Regions from separate parts of the Homo sapiens genome. Here region 1 is linked to region 2. A link is a contact called in ENCODE Hi-C data. All regions are on one chromosome and are shown on one strand. The core of a region is the stretch at or near the end of the contact, and the rest is flanking DNA. Distances in the headings are between cores, read along the strand shown.

What was found. Hi-C counts contacts between places; a loop is a spot of excess contacts on that map. Pooled maps may share reads with other maps.
Region 1: a loop to region 2 is called in a map of cardiac septum, with 8 times the contacts of the local background. The contact joins the enhancer-like site here to the promoter of HECW2 in region 2. A Hi-C loop is called at or near these places in 18 of 168 maps with a recorded cell type or tissue (Caco-2, IMR-90, MCF 10A and 10 more), 12 of 37 single-sample maps with no recorded cell type and 25 of 50 pooled maps.

The regions. Positions count from the first base shown.
Region 1 is chr2:196,292,729-196,299,319 of GRCh38, reverse strand. HECW2 (HECT, C2 and WW domain containing E3 ubiquitin protein ligase 2) reads left to right here. Exons shown (of 29, transcript NM_001348768.2): 14 at 6,570-6,591. Among named protein-coding and RNA genes, the nearest start is that of HECW2-AS1, 36 kb to the right of the region's middle. Within about 2 kb of position 5,064, at least 3 of the 41 ENCODE cell types and tissues checked have a DNase peak (open chromatin) inside an H3K27ac peak, as active enhancers do.
Region 2 is chr2:196,588,731-196,595,240 of GRCh38, reverse strand. HECW2 (HECT, C2 and WW domain containing E3 ubiquitin protein ligase 2) reads left to right here and starts at 1,687. Exons shown (of 29, transcript NM_001348768.2): 1 at 1,687-1,733. RefSeq lists silencers at 1,729-1,998, 2,079-2,458.

The DNA of each region.
Region 1 (6,591 bases), core at 3,815-6,314, 300 kb after region 2:
GTTTTCGTGTTTTTATCGTGTTTCCTTTTTCTTTAGTTGGGCATGATTTTAGAATTTATTTTGCTGGATAGTCTATCTTGATTTCAAAGTATTCTTTCTAAAGCATTTTAATTTTTTTCTTCCTCTTATGAACTGCATTTATATTAGCTAAAAAGATGATCCATGCTGTACATTTATACATTTCTGTAAGACTTAAATTCTGTGGGTTTAGGAAGTATTATTTTCCTGACTTATATATGGCAAATATTGAAGTAGCTGAATTTGTCTTGCTAGAAGTCTCAAGGTATGAATTAATGGAGATAACTCAGACAATTTTTTCTAAAGGGCATTACTTGCTGGAATGTTTTCTTTTTTCCTAGATTAACAGAAAATGTTATAAAATAAACTTTTATTTGATTTCTGTATTTTAAGATTTATTGTCTAGGGTTTTTTGCTAGAATTGTTTATGATCTATACCTCTTTCAGTTACTTCCCTGTTCGTATTATTGAAAATGTTCAATATGCAAAAGGAATGTATTTAATAATTTTCCTAACTATTTTTTTATGACTTGAAGGTATCAGTTTATGTTGAAAGAAAGTCATGAAAAATAGGTGGGAATTGAACAATGAGAAGAACACTTGGACACAGGAAGGGGAACATCACACACCGGGGCCTGTCATGGGGTAGGCGGAGTGGGGAGGGATAGCATTAGGAGATATACCTAATGTAAATGACGAGTTAATGGGTGCAGCACACCAACATGGCACATGTATACATATGTAACAAACCTGCACGTTGTGCACATGTACCCGAGAACTTAAAGTATAAGAAAAAAATAATAAATGTAAAAAAAAAGAAAAATAGATTACGTGTAGTTGTAATACCTAGTAATCCTTACTGGAAAGAAAAGTGTTAAATAGATATATGGTTGTCATAACACTAAAGTAAAACTTGAGAAAGAAAATTTTGTGGGTTTTTTCTTTCTTTTTTTGCATTGTGGTTGCTTTAGGAATTATTCTACTGCCCTCTAATGGTTGTGATCAGATTTCTTTCAAAATTGTCCTGACAAACGATTTCTCTTGTTAATTCAAGATTTAGTTATTAGTGCCATGTCTTTTATAGCTGATGTGCCTATATTTGTCTAATTAATGTCATACATAAATATATTTCATTATATTCAACTGAATAATTTTCCAACATACGTGCCAAATAATTACTACTGTGGCTTTTAATGAGCTCTAAAAATACATTAATTCTAGCGTTTAAGTTTCTTAGTACTTAATGAAGAAAAATACTGTTCCAAAATCCATACGTATATTCTTAAAACTTGGGAATTCCTGCTATTGCAAAATAGATGAATTGATCATTTGTAGATAGTTTTGTTAATGTGAAAATTCCCTTCCATTTTACTCTAGCTAGATGAGAACAATGTAAATCCTGTAAAATTAAAAATATTATGAAGACAGACTGTATAAAACAGGACTGTTTTGATATCTCTGCATACATATTATGCAAACATTTCTTGATTTTGTATATATTAAATTTTGTTTAGTGAATAATGTATACAAGTGCTCAAATCTGCTCCCTTGTGAATATGAGAGATGTTTGCTATAGATTTGGTGACGTGCTTTTCCAAACCTGAATTCAGAATGCCTATTCTTGATGAAGGCTTTCTGAAATATGAAAGAAAGACTTTATTTATCAGTAATGTACTTAACTATGTTTTGAAAACAACAGAATTAGGTGAAATTAGGACTGGGCCAGGTAATCTAGGACATTTGGTCATCATAACACTAAGGAAAACCTGCAAAAAAAGGAGAGGGGATTGATTATTATTTCCATTGTGGTTGACAAGAACTAAGTATTTGCATGTAATTTTCTTATTCTGCTGCCAAATGGCAATGACATTTACTTCTACAACCTCAAACAAACATGTAACCAAACAAAAACACATTTAAGTTCTAAGGAGTGTTATTTAACAAAACTCCACTCAAGAAATTCAGTTGATCATTCACTCAACCATCAAGTGCTTATTTCTTGCTAGGACGATGAGAAACAACCAGGAGGGAAGTTGGAACAGGGATTTTTGGAATTGAGAAGGAATAACTAAAAAGAATAGTTAAATTATGTCAAAGGAAAACAAAGTGTTGTTTCCTTTAGAGATCATTTAAAGGGGCTTTGTCTACTATTAACAATTACCAATTCCTCTTAACTACTCGAGTCCACGTGCAGTGGCTTCCCAGGTGAATTCTGTTCATTATCATGAGACTATGTTATGAAATAGGTATCATGGGCTCTCCTCTAACCTACTTTTGTTTCAAGTAAAATATCAGATTCATTTACTGCATCTTTTTCTGTAAGATAAGCAAGCAAACAAACAAACATAGAAAAGGATCCTTACCTAGTTAGAACCACTAAACCCCAGGAGAACAAAGGAAAATATTTTCTCTTAACCCACAGCTTTGTTAATATCAGCTTCATGAAGACTAAACTCTGTCAACCTAATCCTATCTGTTTAGTGTTTTTGGCTCTTTGGACTGCTCCCATTCTTACCTCTGTTCATTCTGTCCGTGTGTTTCAGTATTTTCACGACTGTCGTGGCCTTTGTTTTTCCAACTCTTTCTGCCTCTGGTGAATCTCTTCCTTCCACCTCCCCCTATAATTCTCCTTCTTCATCCTTTTGAATGATCAGGCCTTGCTCATCTCTGTATCCTCAGGGTTTAGCACAGGGCTTAGCACATGGCTTAGCACATAATTAATGAAGCTTAGGAGACCCTTGTTCAGTTTATAGAATGTGGGATGCTGGGCCAGGATCTTCAAAGACTAAAAGTGGTGAACAATTTTGCCACTTTCTTTATCTGTTATAACACAGGTATGATAGATGTAATCCCCTATATATTTTTACTTACTTATAGCCTGTATTCTTAAAGTGATTTTGACCTTTTCAAATTACTTTACCATCCTTTGTCCCACTGGATTTGAATCTCACGTGCCTATGGAGAAAGCAAGGGAGTTATTATTATCCCATATTACAGTTAAGCAAATTGAGACAGAGATTAAGTAGTTTTCTTTGTCTCTATGAGTGACAGAGCTGAGACTAGAATCTGCACTGTAGTTCTATATGAAGTGGAGTATAAATATCCTTCCCAAACTATAGATATATAAATTACATATATATATACACACACATAAACTATATATACATATCTATACACACACAGTTTTTGCATAAACATATGAAGTTATTCAAACATAGTTTTTTTTATAGAAACATAGCAGTCTAGAAGTATGTTCCTGTTTGGCTTAAGAGTTTTGTATAGACCCTAACAGTCATGTACTTACTATTCAGACTTGAAAAGGCTGTGGATCTAAAGATTGTTTACTAGTTACTGAGAGAAATCTCCTGCATTGAATTACTTTGGTAGATGCTCTTTGCAAGATCAGATGTGTTTGGCACCATACTACATGTTTCATTGAGTGGAGAGGAGGAAGATGAAATGACATAATTAATTATAAGACCAGCCTTAAGATTTCTGTGCTTAAAGAGCTATTCAGCCCCAGGGAATTACTTCAGGTCTGAGGCTGGGATGAGTTTCTTAACTTAATTGCCACTGCTTCTTGCCCTAATGAAGTTCTTTTTTAACAAAGTGAGGAGCATTTCTGGTGCTCTAGATAAGAAATCAGAATGTGGCCTATTTAGTTATTTTAGTGAGAAGAGGGAGCAGTGAAGGCGATAAAGAGGTATACCTATTTAGAACAATGGGTAATGTAATGATTTATCCGACAGAATTATCCCCCAAATAATTTGTCCCTGAAGAGACTTAATATTTGTTTTACTCTTAGGTAGTAAGACCTGAAAGCTCATTATGATCCCTACACAAACTAGTGTGGTCTCAGGACTCTAACTTGCAATGACTTATGTGAAAATATATCAGCAACACTGAGCCAAATGCAGAAAACAGTTGCCTTGCTGATTGTATTTAAAACTCAAAGCAGAGTCAGCCAATAGAGCCAAAACTGTTACTTAGCTGAAGTTAGGTTTTTTCTGACACTGCCCAACTTCTGTTATTTCCTTCTCTGCTTTCATGGTATCACTTTCCTATCCTCTCATGCTCTCTAATTGCCCAGAGCCCATGCATAGGCCTGCCTGCATTGACAGTACTCTCTGCTCTGAACCACACAACTGCTCACAGCCATCAAAACCTCCTCTTATTTAGCCTGTCGGTTGAAATATGACTCAAAAGTATTTTATACTCAAGTGTACTGAGGAATTAAGGTTCAAGGATGGTTCATTGTGGTCTTCTTTCTTCTTCCCTTCCTCCTCCCTTCCTTTCTTCTTTCCTTTAATTTGTTTTGATAGGGAACAAGTATTTAATGACGGTAAATCAATCAGAATAATTTAGGTTATACTTCAATAATAATGACCAACAAATCTCAGTGGCTTAAGCTAACAAAGGATTACTTCTCATTCCAAGTCAGGTTATCAGGGTCCCTGTGGTCACTCAGGGACCCAGAGAGCCAGGCTGGGGAGCATCCCTGTTCAAACATTGCCACTTGCTGTGTCAAAGGGAAGAAAGCTCTAGAGGGACTCACATCAGCAATAAATGCTTTGACCTGGACATGACACATCTTGAGGGATCCTAGAAAGACTGGAGCAATGTTGACTGTCTTCACACTCATTCTTCTTTGATCCCTAATAACGAACACAGTACTGGGTACAGCAAAGACAATAAATGTTTATTAAAATGAAATCATTTCCAGAGACTCTAGAGTCCTTGGGGTTTGCCTTGGGCTGTCTTAGACTAAAATAGATAACAACCCATAAAGTTTAGACTAAAATAGATAACAGAACCCATACGATTTAGACTAAAATAGATAACAGAACCCATAAAGCTGGAAGAGGTCCAGACTCAGTCTAGTGTCCCTGAGACACTAAAGATAAAACGAATCCAAAGCCCTTTGAATCAGTCTGAGAAGAATAGAGTTCCAGGATGATCATTCACGGCCTGGTCAGTTTCATGAATATCATATTCCCTCTGATGATTCAAGGAAACAGCTGCCATACAGTTATTCCTCTTCTGCTGTTTTGTGCATGGTATTATGCAATAAATATTTATTGACTGACTCATATGTGGACAATCATGACATAGTCAGTTTGTGGAATCTTCTTTAAATATCATAGAAATGAAGACTGTAAGGTTTTGGACAAAACAATCACTTTTCTGTGTGGTGGTATAGTGGAGTTTTTTTAAACTTGCATTTCATTCATATACATCCAACCAAATATACACAGGGAAAAAGAGAAAAAAAGAAAAAAGAATGAGATGTACAGCCCAGGCACCTCAGCCTGCTATTCCATTCACCAAGCTTATATGCCTCTATGAAGGGTGAGATTCTAAAACCTCAGTCTATTGTGATCTCAGTTGAGTGTGATGGTCAGTGAGAGCAACTCATTCCATTGCATGTCCTTCTAGTATAGAAATGTATGGCAAGCATTTTTCCATGCAACTTGGCCCTTAAGTGTATACTAGTTGTGTCATCTGGCACTCACTCAGAGAGCCAATAACCTAGTCCAATACTGGGGGAGAAACTGGCTATGTCAGGGCTCTCTGTAAGGTGGCATATTCATCGCCAGTGTGGTATAATTTTGACTGTGTGTTTCTTTCCTAAAACCAGCTTCAGGATTTAATGGCCCATGTGCAGTGAGACTCCACAACATGTTTGTTCTTTAGTAAATTAGTTCAACCATTGTGGAAAACAGTGTGGAGATTCCTCAAAGATCTAGAACCAGAAATACCATTTGACCCAGCAATCCCATTACTAGGTATTTACCCAAAGGAATATAAATCATTCTATTACAAAGATACCTGCACATATATGTTCATTGCAGCATCATTCACAATAGCAAAGACATGGAATCAACCCAAATATCCATCAATGATAGACTGGATAAAGAAAATGTAGCATATATATACCATGGAATGCTATGCAGCCACGAAAAGGAATGAGATAATGTCCTTTGCAGGAACGTGGATGGAACTGGAAGCCATTATCCTCAGCAAACTAACACAGGAACAGAAAACCAAACACCACATGTTCTCACTTATAAGTGGGAGCTGAAAAATGACAACACATGGACACAGAGAGGGGAACAACACACACTGGGGCCTGTTTCAGAGTAGGACTGGGGGAGGGAGAGAATTAGGGAAAAATAGCTAATGCGTGCTGGGCTTAATACCTGGGTGATGGGTTGATAGGTACAGCAAACCACCATGGCACACGTTTACCTATTTAACAAACGTGCTCTTCTTGCACATGTACCCCAGAACTTCAAATACAAATAAAAGTTAAAAAAAGAGAACTAGACACCAGCTGTGGATACTGCCTTACCTTCTGTAGTCTTTATGTTTCATTTTGTTCAAGATATTTTGCTCTGTCTGCTGTTTCCATACATGGGTCTAGAGTTCTGTCAAAGCTTATATATGCATTTCATTACTTATTGGAAGATTAGCCATACCCATGTGTAGTATTTCTGGTGCTTCTGCATGTCACAAGTGGGTTAACATTGGTTCTCCATTCTTTTCTTTAGAGTGCCTACCGCATGTTTACAA
Region 2 (6,510 bases), core at 438-2,937:
TACATTAGGTATTTCTCCTAATGAGATCCCTCCCCTAGCCCCACAACCCCCGATAGGCCCCTCCTCCCTGATGTGATGTTCTCCTCCCTGTGTTCATGTGTTCTCATTGTTCAGCTCCCACTTATGAGTGAGAAAACGCAGTGTTTGGTTTTCTGTTCCTGTGTTAGTGGGGTCTCACTATGTTGCCCAGATTGGTCTTAAACTCCTGGCTTCAAGAGATCCTCCTGCCTCAGGCATGATTACAGGTGTGAGCCACTGCACCTGGCCCATTTTGACTAGAATGTAACATAGTGGTTAATCAACACAAAGAAGCTAAGGATTGCAGGTGTGGGGTTGCTGGATTTGAGTAAGTTGTGAAGGAGAACATCATGTGGGAACAAACCTCTAGGATCCCTGTTCTTCCAGCAAGAACTGGAATTGGGCCTTTTGTGGGGTGGGGCTCTTTGATTCTGTGGAGGATCCTAACAGTGATGCCTGGGCTGATAGATCCAGGGGACTAAGAAGTCAGGGCTCCTCTGAGACATGTGACAAAACACAGCTGACACTGACTTGAAATAAAAGAGAGAGGATTTATTGGCTTCAAGGGTAGAGTTCACTGCAGACACATCTACCTCCTGAGGTTCCTGAGAGGGTGGGACATCACCCTCTCACCAGCAGCTTTTCTTCCCTCAAAGTTGGCTTCATTGGCATGCACTGTTGGTCCTTGTTACCGTAGGCTTATATCCTTCCAATTTAGTTATCCTAGTTTAAAGAGCTTATTTTTCTGCAGTAATACATCCAAAGCCCTAGGCCGAGTTCCTGGATCAACATGCCCAACCCAGAACCGATCACTGCGGTCCGGAAGATGACTGGCTAGTTCTGGGGGTTGAGGGTGGGAGGTGTCAGTACCCTGGAGCCACAAAGACTCATTGTGGGTGAGGGGGAAGGGCAGTTCCCATAGGAATAATGAACTGCTGTTACCAGAAAAGGCGGAGAAATGGATAATATTGAGCACACACTCAAAAGTCCCAAAGGAATGGCTATCCATTATTTGGGGACTTACTCCATATGGATATAGTTAAATTGTAAAATTGAATAAATCTTCCCTAAATCTGGACAGATGCAAGGGTGGGTGGGGAGGGACACAATATATTTACACTTTAGCATTTTTACTTTTTCTCCTACGTGGGACTGGTTGATGAAGATGCTATAGAAGTAAACAGAAAGCCGAAAGTATTAATACAGTAATTTTAAATTTTAGTGCCCTCTTTAGGCAAAGTATCTGGGAACGCTTTCAATAATCCATTTTTTCATCGTGACCACACCCTGTGTGTGCGACATGAGTATTACCGTCTTGCCCTTGCAGTTGGGGAAACCGAGGCATGACACTCCCCTATTCAGCTTTCTGGTGGGGTTGAGGAACAGTGTTGTCTGCACGACCTCAGAGGGTCTCCTCCACCCTCCGCGACACCTCTAGGAATCCTCCTGTCCTTCGACTTCGCAGAAGGAGAGCAACTCAGGCTCCGCCGCAGCCTCGGGACTCGTCCTCCGCCCAGCCGCACCCGCCCCGTTCTTCCGCACCTTCCTCAGGGAGGTCCCGCTGGCCAAGGTCTGGCTGTCCCTCCTGTCCTCTGCCCCCGCCTCCCTTCCACCGGTCCCCGACGTGCCGCCAGCTCCCAGCCCAGCGTCCCGCAGGGCGGTGCGGGCAGATGCCGCCGAAGCGTCTAGCGGGAAGGGCGCCGGCGCGGCTGGAGGTGAGGAGGCCGGACTCTTCGCTCTCCGCGGACCGGGGCACCGCGGCTGGAGCGGACGCCCGGCACCCGGGCGGGAGGAAGGTGGCGGCAGGGAGCGGCGAGAGGGTGGCGACGCAGGCGGGTCGGCGCCTGGAGAGCGAGCGGCGGGGAGCCGGGCGCTGCGGGGCCGCTCGGGGCCGCGCCGCGCTCGGCCACAAACCTCCCGGAGGCGCAGGACCCCCGGCGCCCTCCCGAGCGCGGGCGGGAGCCATGGCTTCGCGCGTCCCCGCTGCCGCTGCTGACTCGACACAATCGGCGGGTCGCGCGGGGGCCGTGGCGTAACCCGGGGGTGGGTGGCGGCGCGGAGCCGCCTCGAGAGCTCTGGGTGTCGCTGGGAGCTAGGAAGATGCCAGCACAAAGGCGAGCCGAGACCCAGCCCGCTGCGGAGGGCGGCGGGAAGAGCCGCTGAGGGGCGCGCCGAGCGCGCTCTGCCCCTGCGCCGCGTCTCTCCGGGCGCTTCTCGCGGTCTCGGGGTCGGGGACTGCAGCGCAGAGACTCTCGGCTCCGTGGCAGCGGCCGCAGCAGCCGTGAGCTGCATGCAACGCGCGGCGGCGCCCCCGGCCGCCTGCTTTCTCCTCGGCGCGCACGGACCGGCCGCAGGGCGCCGGGGCCGCGGGTCCGGGCGACTTTGGGGGCGCCCTCCCGCCCCGCGGCCGGGTCCCCACCCGCAGCTTGTGGCGACGGGCGCAAAGCCCAGGTGAGCGCGCGGCCCTCGCCGCAGGTAGCGGACGGCGGGAGGTGGCTTTGTTTTTCCTCCCTTGCGCCCCGGCGCGGTCATTCATTTGCCATTTCGGTTTCCGCTGCCCAGGATGTGTTGGATGGTTTGGTTCTCCAGGGAAACTGGGACTTTGGGGTCTATTTGAGCATCAGTTGAGGGAGAGGACGCTTCATTTCCTTTTTGGTTGGGAATGTGCCGTGAACATCCTCTGCTGGAGCTTGGGGCCTGGAGCAAACTGGGGCTGCAGATTTAGACGTAGACGTTTCCGAGGACGCGAGACTGCAGAGGTCTGACTCTCTCATGCCTTGTCTTCACTATTAGCAGCGCTCGGGTGCTTTTCGTCGTTTATTATTATTAATTTAGAGAACATCTTTACAGGCACATTTCTTTTAGAGTTAGAAGTCTTTGGAGTCAGTACAGAGAGCTCACAATTAGAGTTACAAGGGTTCAATCGATATTAAACTTCAGGAAGGAAAACATTTGTGATCATTACAGATAGAGGTGGACAGCATGCAAACTTCGGGGGCCTTTAGCTTTTGGGTTATGATTTCTGCTTTCACTGTCCTAGACTCACGCAAACTGTTTTCGTATATATATACCTTTGTGAAAGTGTGAAACTTGTCTTTTCTGGAGTAGTGTTCTATAGTTTGTCATTTAGAAGAAGAATATTTTAGTGTAATTAGTAGAGCTCTCCATGTGTTTGTCTTATAAATATGATTTTCTTTTTACTATTTCTCCTATTCCCTCGAGGGTTCATTTCTTCTGTTGCTTTGAGAGAGCTTTTTTTCTTTCTCTTCCCAACAGATGGCTGTATGTTCCAAGAGGTTATCTTTAAAATGACACACACATTATCTACAAAGAAAGAAAGATCAGTTATTGACTTTATCTTTGGAGTTATTAAAATAAAAGGCCTAATCTGGATGGGGATATTATTAATGGCGTGAAAATCTGGAGTTTGCTAATCTGTTTGGTCATCAGAAGATTCCTGCGGGGATTGTTTATATAGCGTGGGAGACAGATGGCATCCCTAGCAGACTAGAGAAGCCAGGCATAAAGGGTCATTGTATTCTTCAGAAATTATCCACTTCACTATTAGAGGTGGGGTAGGGTGGGGTGGAGGGTGGCAAAGACATTTTGATCTCTTAAAGGAGACACTGTAACGTTACTATCCAGCAGTCTAACCAGCTTTAATTTTTCTTTTTGTTGAACATTCAAAAAGTCCCAATTGAGCTATTTGTTTTGATTATTTCATTGGCACATTTTGGCTTCGATGTGGTTGTGTGAAGCAGTTTATTAACAAAAATGTCTTTGAACTTAAAAATAATCGTGCTGCTTCTGGGGGAAAATCAGTTGCACCTTTCTTAGCTCTTGTATATAAATGGCCCCTTGGACTCAAACCGTCTTCTGGCTGGAAAGACTTTAGTCTTCATTAGTTTGAATCCAGTTTCCTTCACCATCTCCGTGACAGGTGATTTCCAAATCCCCACCATTTGGCCGCAGACTCTGAGGTTTGGGCACCATGATGATTTCCCAGTCTAAGACATTCGCTTCACCATCGCCTCTATCACGGTATTGGGCAACATTTGGCAATGAATCTTTATGAATGGCTGTGGTGTCGGTAAAGAAATCAAAATCATTCTGAACATTTGAGATAAACCAGCTGGAGCTTTTCTGCGCCTACCACTGTTGTGGATTATCTATGTGTTGTGTAGATTGCAACCAGATCACAAAGCTAGTTTTCCCTCTTTATGAATGTGAAGGAAAATATTCCAGTAAATTAACATTTGCCAGCCACAGGACTAAATTTAATGAAGATTATGAGCAATGTTTGACCCCTCTGAACAGGAGACAAAAAATAAAAGTAAGCACTGGTTCTGTTTCACTTGGGCAATGTGATCTTGGGAGAAAAACCTATATTTTCTTACTCTTTTAAAAGGCTTTTGCAACACTGATTTCAGCCAAAGGCAAAGAAACCAAGGTTGTTACCTGTAGTTGAGGACAGATGCTTTGGCGTTTTCTCCTAGATGAATGTGTTTTGCAGGAGAGGTGGCTTTTGGGATCTTCCCAGTTTTAATATGTGCCTACACATCAATGAAATGATCTTGCATTCAAAATGCTTGTTAAGTCTATATGGTTGGTATCTGTGTAACCTCTAACCAGGTGGCTTTCTCTGTTGTGAAGTGTTCCTTTAAGAGAAACCAGAGGCTTCTCGCCTGGGGCTTGCTGTGGGCCTGGCCTGGATCCACATTCTTGTGCATTGCTGACTACTTTCTTGGGAAAAACTGGAACCAGTTTTGCTTGGTGTGTTGGATAGGGAATGGCAGCATTGGGTGAAAACCTTTCCAGCTCTGTTATCAAAAGCCAGGCCTGGCCTGAAAGAGGGAGGACTATGTTTGAAGTTTGATTGATTTAACAGAGGCAGAGGTTGCTTCATTACACACAGGATGCCTTTTGTATCAGGATATGAATGAGAGATTAGAAAGGTGACGAGATGCCCTGCTTTGCTTGTGACAGTGCCAGTTTACTCCTGTTGGTTTATCTTAATTATCAAAAGCACCCCCTTTCACATGTAAAAGTGTCCTGGTTTGGGTGATAATTATCTGGTCACCCTAGATATTAAGGAATCCTGAATTTTTTTCATCACCCCTCTTCCGACACCAGATTTTGAGTCTTGCCTTATTTCAGTCTTTTATTTATTAAATGCAAAGCTAGAAAATCAGAAAAATTTAAACCTGAAAAATATATAAGAAAAAATGAAATAGGAGGAAGGAAGATAGGAGAATGAGATAATTGCTTGTCATCTATTTACACACATAGTGAATAAAATAGTTTTATTCTTAAGTTACTAAGCATCTGCCGTGGCTGTAAGCCCATATTATTATTGTCTTCAAGCACAATATGAATTAACACCTGTCCATATATCTAGAGCTGACACTAATTGGGACAAATCCTTTGATTTGGGAGAGCAGTTTCTACAAAACCTGTTTGCAGACCTAGTGGTTACCATGGCTCTTAGAGGTAGGAATGCAAGTTTCAAGATCTAGTGTCTGGTCCAGATCTTGGATATTTACTGAGATTCCAGAACACAAGTGTTGTTGTGAAGACTTGATTCCACATTCTCTTAGTTTCCAAGCTCTCAGGGCCATGAGGATAATAGGAGGGCTTTTGTTTTCTGTACTCCCTTGTGTCTCCAGTGTTTGGTTTGGGTCTCAGCTTTTCATACAGAGGGGTCGCAGAGAGGGAGAACTGTTGTGTCTGTTCACCACATGAAAATTCTCTTGGGGGTTTGAGATTGTGCAGGTGACCTGGCAAGGGTTTGGATTCTTTACCCAACTTAGATATATGAAGTTTGTGGCATTTGCTTCTGCAGTAGTTGCTATGCTCCTTTACCAAAGAATTGTGTGTTTGTAACACAGCTCACTTACTATGTTGGCCAGTGGATGTTATAATTAATTATGGCTGTCACCTTTCCCAAACTCACTCCACTGAAGTCCTCAAAAGCTTGGTCAGCATGTCTAAATAAGAAGAAATTTATTTATTTATTTATTTTTTGAGACAGGGTCTCACTCCGTTGCCCAGACTGGAGTGCAGTGGTGCAATCTTGGCTCACCGCATCCTCCGCCTCCTGGGTTTAAGCGATTCTCATGCCTCCGTCTCCCAAGTAGCTGGGATTACAGGCACGCACCACTACCATCAGCAAATTTTTGTGTTTTTAGTAGAGACAGGATTTCACCATGTTGGCCAGGCTGGTCTTGAACTCCTGACAAATGATCCACCCTCCTCGGCCTCCCAAAGTGTTGGGATTACAGGTGTGAGCCACCGTGACCGGCCTATGTATCTTTTTTATAAGTAGGATGACTATGTAATTTAAAAAAATCCAGACAAGGACACTTTTGAGAGTAAAATATGGTACTAACTGGAAGGGGCATTAGATCAACAAGTATAAACTGAGACTGTGCCAGGAAAACTAGGATTTATGGCTGTTCTAACTATGACTCAAGTGATAAGCTTGTATATGTA